Regions from separate parts of the Homo sapiens genome. Here region 2 is linked to region 1. A link is an interaction called in ENCODE POLR2A ChIA-PET data of the cell type or tissue named here. Cell type or tissue: IMR-90. All regions are shown on one strand. Links, peaks and the distances in the headings refer to the core of each region. The heading gives the core; the rest is flanking DNA. Region 1 overlaps SPTSSA (serine palmitoyltransferase small subunit A). Region 2 has its middle 150 kb from the start of SPTSSA.

What was found. ChIA-PET counts read pairs that join two places held together with the same protein. Peaks named below come from ENCODE experiments on the same cell type or tissue, not always from the same donor. Only the 100,000 strongest peaks of a DNase experiment are listed, where the experiment ranks them.
Region 2: POLR2A ChIA-PET joins it to region 1 with 14 read pairs; 4 of 35 experiments call an interaction of 5 or more read pairs at or near these places.

The regions. Positions count from the first base shown.
Region 1 is chr14:34,457,512-34,460,318 of GRCh38, forward strand. The region is part of intron 1 of SPTSSA (serine palmitoyltransferase small subunit A); the gene reads right to left. Among named protein-coding and RNA genes, the nearest start is that of SPTSSA, 3.3 kb to the right of the region's middle. RefSeq lists an enhancer at 1,080-1,581. In IMR-90, for the core only: no CTCF peak of the experiment used is centred there; no DNase peak of the experiment used is centred there; H3K27ac peaks cover 216 bases.
Region 2 is chr14:34,309,344-34,312,150 of GRCh38, forward strand. No RefSeq gene overlaps it. Among named protein-coding and RNA genes, the nearest start is that of SPTSSA, 150 kb to the right of the region's middle. In IMR-90, for the core only: no CTCF peak of the experiment used is centred there; no DNase peak of the experiment used is centred there; H3K27me3 peaks cover 170 bases.

The sequences.
Region 1 (2,807 bases), core at 70-2,569:
TAATTGGCACTTATCAGATTCTTCTTTATTGTTACCTTTTGTCTTAATGCAGGTGTCATGTCCCATTTCTCTGTAAGATAGAAACATGTCTGCACATGGAAAAAGTTCAAATATTCCTTGACAAACCAAAAGCCAATGTATCACTTCAAATGTCTCATCAGAAGACAGATGGTAGCCCAGGCATCTTGGCTCATGCTTATAATCAATCCCAGCACTTCGGGAAGCTGAAGTGGGGGGATCACTTGAGGTCAGGAGTTCAAGATCAGCCTGGCTAACATGGTGAAACCCCACCTCAACTAAAAATACAAAAATTTAGCTGGGCATGGTGGCACGGCCTGTAGTCCCAGCTACTTGGGAGGCTGAGGCAGGAGAATCGCCTGAATCCCAGAGGCAGAGGCTGCAGTGAACCGAGATCGCACCACTGCACTCCAGCCTGGGTGACAGAGCAAGACTGTCTCGGAAAAAAAAAAAAAAAAAAACAAAGAAAAGAAAAGAAAAGACAGATGGTATATAGGCCCTAGTGAGGAAGAATTTACAAAACTTACTTATAAATCTTACTGTTTCAAGAACTATTCACAATGTGTCTGACTTGACCCAATAGATGCTTTTCCTTAAAAACACATCTTAAAATCTTTTTTACAAATTGCAATTTCCTTACATAGGTAAGTTCAAAAATACTTATATTCAATTGAGATTTTTTTTTCTTTTGAACAGGCTGTCACCTAGGCTGGAGTGCAGTGGCGCCATCTCAGCTCACTGCAACCTCTGCCTCCCAGGTTCAAGAGATTCTGGTGCCTCAGCCACCAAAGTAGCTGGCGTACACTACTACACCCGGCTAATATTTGCATTTTTAGTACAGACTGAGTTTCACCATGTTTTCTAGGCTGGTCTCACATTCCTGGACTCCAGCTATCTGCCCACCGCGGCCTCCCAGAGTGCTGGGATTACAGGTGTGAGCTACCGCGCCAGGCCTAAGATCGACTTTCTTTTTATTTTTTTTTTTGAGATGGAGTCTTGCTCTGTGGCCCAGGCTGGAGTGCAGTGGCACGATCTCGGCTCACTGCAACCTTTGCCTCCTGGGTTCAAGCGATTCTCCTGCCTCAGCCTCCCGAGTAGCTGGGACTACAGTCGTGCGCCACCACACTCAGCTAATTTTTTTTTTTTTTTTTTTTTTTTGGTAGAGATGGGGTTTCACCATGTTGGCCAGACTGGTGAACCGCCACCGCGCCCGGCCAAGATTGACTTTCAATTTACAACAGCTTTTAACTAACTTCTAGCTATTTGACTTGGGAAGTCAAGAAGCAAATAATTTCTAAACATCCATTCAGATGCTCAAGGATGCCCCTGGAAAGTACAGTGATAGTACGTTATCAATTTCCCCTGAAATTACAACTTTTTTTTTTTTTTTTTTGAGACGGAGTCTCACTCTGTCACTGAGGCTAGAGTGCAGTGGCGTGATCTCGGCTCACTGCAACCTCCGCCTCCCGGGTTCAAGCGATTCTCCTGCCTCAGCCTCCCGACTAGTGGGATTTCAGGCGTCCACCACCACACTCGGCCCACAACTTCAAATTTTTAAAAATGCATTATATAGCAGGAAATGTAAACTAATGCATCTATCCTCTTTAAGAAATTAATCTGGGCCAGGCGCGGTGGCTCACACCTGTAATCCCAGCACTTTTGGGAGGCCAAGGCAGGCGGATCACTTGAGGTCAGGAGTTTGAGACCAGACTGGCCAACATGGTAAAACCACCCCACCCCCACCCCACCCCCAACTCCGCCTCTATTAAAAATACAAAAATTAGCTGGGCGTGGTGGTGGGCACCTGTAATCCCAGCTACCTCAGAAGGCTGAGGCAGGAGAATCGCTTGAATCCGGGATGCAAAGTTGCAGTGAGCCAAGATTGCACCACCACACTCCAGCCTCGGCAACAGAGCGAGACACCGTCTCAAAAAAAAAAAAAGAAAAAGAAAAAGAAGAAAATTAATCTGGCCAGGCGTGGTAGCTCATGCCTGTAATCCCAGCATTTTGGGAGGCTGCAGTGGGCAGATCACTTGAGGTCAGGAGTTCGAGACCAGCCTGGCCAACATGGCGAAACCCCATCTCTACTAAAAATACAAAAATTAGCCAGGCGTGGTGGCAGGCACCTGTAATCCCGGCTATTCTGGAGGCTGAGGCAGGAGAATCGCTTGAACCTGGGAGGCGGAGGTTGCAGTGAGCCAAGATGGCGACATTACACTCCAGCCGGGCAACAAGAACAAAACACTGTCTCACACACACACACACAAAGAAAAGAAATCAATCTGAAGTCTTCCTCTGTTCAGGACTTCTAACTCAGAGACAAATTTTCAGACAGGCAGAGGCAAATTTCTCTAAATTTTAGGTTTCTAGGATTGATGATTAAGTTGAATGTAATGTTTAAGCTGTAGAAAGTATGCCTCTTTCCAAAAGCCTGTAGCTGGCCACAGATTAGTTCTGGGTGAAGCTTACTAATCATTAATGGATTTATGAAATTCAAACTACTTCAGAGTAAGCCTCCTGACAAGTAGGGAAAAAAATCCAGTTTTCTCATTCAGTTCTTTCCACCAAGCTAAAATGAGGATTCAATCTCAAATTGATGTTCCAAACTATCAGATAGTTTTAAATGATTCTAGAAGTTGAAGTGGAAAAATATAAATACAACAGCTGATAGTAATTCAAGACTGGCTTATGTCAAACAATTGCATTTCTAACCTGAGTTAATTCAATAACGTGAAATTTGAAATAAGATTTTTTTATCTTAAGTTTAAAATCATAAGGTTCTATAATAT
Region 2 (2,807 bases), core at 244-2,743, 150 kb before region 1:
AAACAAGCAGTACAAGCCTCACACATGACAATGTAAGGTCTTCACAAGAATCAGCAAAAGTCCAGGTATTCTGTGAAACAGAAATAATCAAATGCCGCAAAATATTTAATTTCCTATTCCAGGAATGTGAAACAGGTGTAATTAAAATAACACTTTTTTAATTAAGTGACCTCTCTTGACCAATCATCTGTGAATAATTCAGATTTCTCCCTTATTATTACTGTAAAATTGAAACGAGGTCATATAAACAGGAAGATCCTCTTTAACTATCTTTAAGCACCAGCAATATATATTTTCCACCAGTTAAAATCCTTAATGATACAAAAAATCTGTCAAGCATAACTCCCCCAATTCATTTGCCTGAAACCATCAATATTTTATCATGCACTTGCAGTTGGCTTTAATTTAACAGTCCAGGTTACTAATCAAACAAAACACCCAAGTCATTAAAAGTTAGCGTGCCATTTAGAAAGTGCATTTCAGGTTTATTAAAATATCTTTCATGCAGCCATTAGAAACCTAAAGTTTTAATTACAATCAGATATTTAGTTCTACTCTGGTTATGCATTTGGCACTCTCTTACAACTGCCCTGATTAATCTTCCAGACCAAGTTCATCCATTACCTCCTGAAATTATTTTCCTCTCAACTTCTCCAGAATTCATCTTTCTACTCCACCCACCACAAATAAGTAAAATGCATTTTAAAGGTGTGCAGAATAACTACCCAAAAGATAACTTATTTAAAAGACTTCATTTCAAATATCATTTACCCCTCATAAAATTCCAAAGACGCATCATTCAAAAAGACAAATTGAAATTGAAAATTAGCCCTTCATGTCTTTATTGTCAGTTTTCATTATACATTTTTCTTTCTAATGATAGGGAAATTTCAACAAGCATTTTCTTACAGTTTTCTAACTGAGTGTCCTTTTCCTTTACCTTTCCAATTTTTCCTACTTCTCTTCCTGCCCTGGCTTACCCTAACGTTCTCTGAAGGGGATTAGCAACATATAAAACATCAGATTTCATGTTAAAGCTAGCTCCTCTGAATTTCAGCATTTAGACCCTCCATTATCACAGTTACTGTAGGTTAAAATACATTTTAGATGGGATTTAGGACTGATGGTATGGAATCACTTTTAATTTCAAATCCATTAAGGCCTAACCCCTTTATATTTCCTTTAAAATTTGTTTGAAAACTAGAAATTTTCTTTTTTTTTTTTTTAAGTTTATCTGTCTCTATCCATAGCTTATCAGAAGTGGCTCAAAGGAATCAGTTGGCATCTTCAACATTCTGCCAGGAAATCTTTCTGCCCAAATCCACCAGTTTGCTAGGTTTATTTTCTATTTTCCACATTATTACAGATAACAATGTTGCCAAATTTTTCTCCACAAGGATCACATTTTTTCCCACCTCCAAACCCAATTTTCTCCATGTCCTTCCATATTCCACCAGCAGTCTTTTCAATGGCCTCCCAGCTTTTACGAACTGGCTCCTCAAGGACTTCCAGCTTCTGCCAACTGCCCAGCCCTAAAGCCAATGTCACATGCATTAGGGTTTTATTAGCACCCCACTCCCAGGTACCAAATTCTGTTCCAGTTATCTATTGCTGCTTAACTAACAGCTTAAAACAACCTACATCATGTCTCATGATTCTATGGGTCAGGAATTTGATCAAGACTTGGTTGGGCAGTTCCTTTTATCTACAAGGCATCAACTGCCATCAGTGAGGCTACCTGCTGGTAATCAGCTCATAAATGGGCTGGTTGGAGAGTCCAAGATGGCTTCAGTAGCATGTCTGTCACCTTTGTGGGGATGGCCTGGAAGGCTGGGCTCAACCGGGACTATTGCATACTAAGACTCCAACATGGCGGTCTCTGGGTATGTGGACTTCTTACGTGTTGGCTCAAGACCCCAGAGAAAGCTTTCCAAGAAAAAGAAGTAAAAACTACCAGTCTTTTATGGCATGGGCTCAGAAACTGGCACACTGTCACTTCTACCATATTCTTTTAGTCAAACAATTATAATGAACAGATTGAAGGAGCAGAGACTCAGATTTTACCTGTCAATGAGAGGAGTGTTAAAAACTTTGTAGCCATTTTTAATCTACCACAAATTCTTTAAGCTGGGTATTCTTATTCTTATTTTACAAATGAGGAAACCTGGAAGTGTATATTCAAGGCAACTTGAATCTATGCTCCTGGGTTGCAAAATATAATTTTTAAATTAGGAAAACAAAGATTAGAGAGGATAATTAATTTGCCTAAAGTCATACAGTTAGTTAGGGCAGAGCCAGAATCCTAACTTAATCATCCATCTGCATGGGAAAGTAAGTAAATTCCCTGACTACTCCCAAAAAGTGGTGATTAAAATCACCGTCATTTTCTAGAGAAACCAGGTATGTGCCTCTGTGGCCCTGTTTTTTGTCAACTCTGGATACGACTTTCCTTTTCTTTCATCCCTACTCTCAGGTGGATTTCCACAAGGTATACTTCATGAATGTTTATAAAAGAACACGTAATCACATACTACAAAGGTCTTACCAAGGCAATGTCCTATTCCATTTATGAAAGTGCATCTGACAAATTCAGCCTGACAATATGATCTCTCAGAGGTAGAGGAAATAATGCAGGAAACTGCTTTTCTGGACCAACATGGAAGAATTGTTTGGTGAAGATAAAGTGACAAGAACCTTGGGGAACAAAGAGACTCTGTCATTTTGGAACAATGACCATTGGCATAGGGAAAACTGACAGTTTCCTGTCCTGTGGTGGCAGGAAAAGAGCATAACTCTGGAGACTCAAT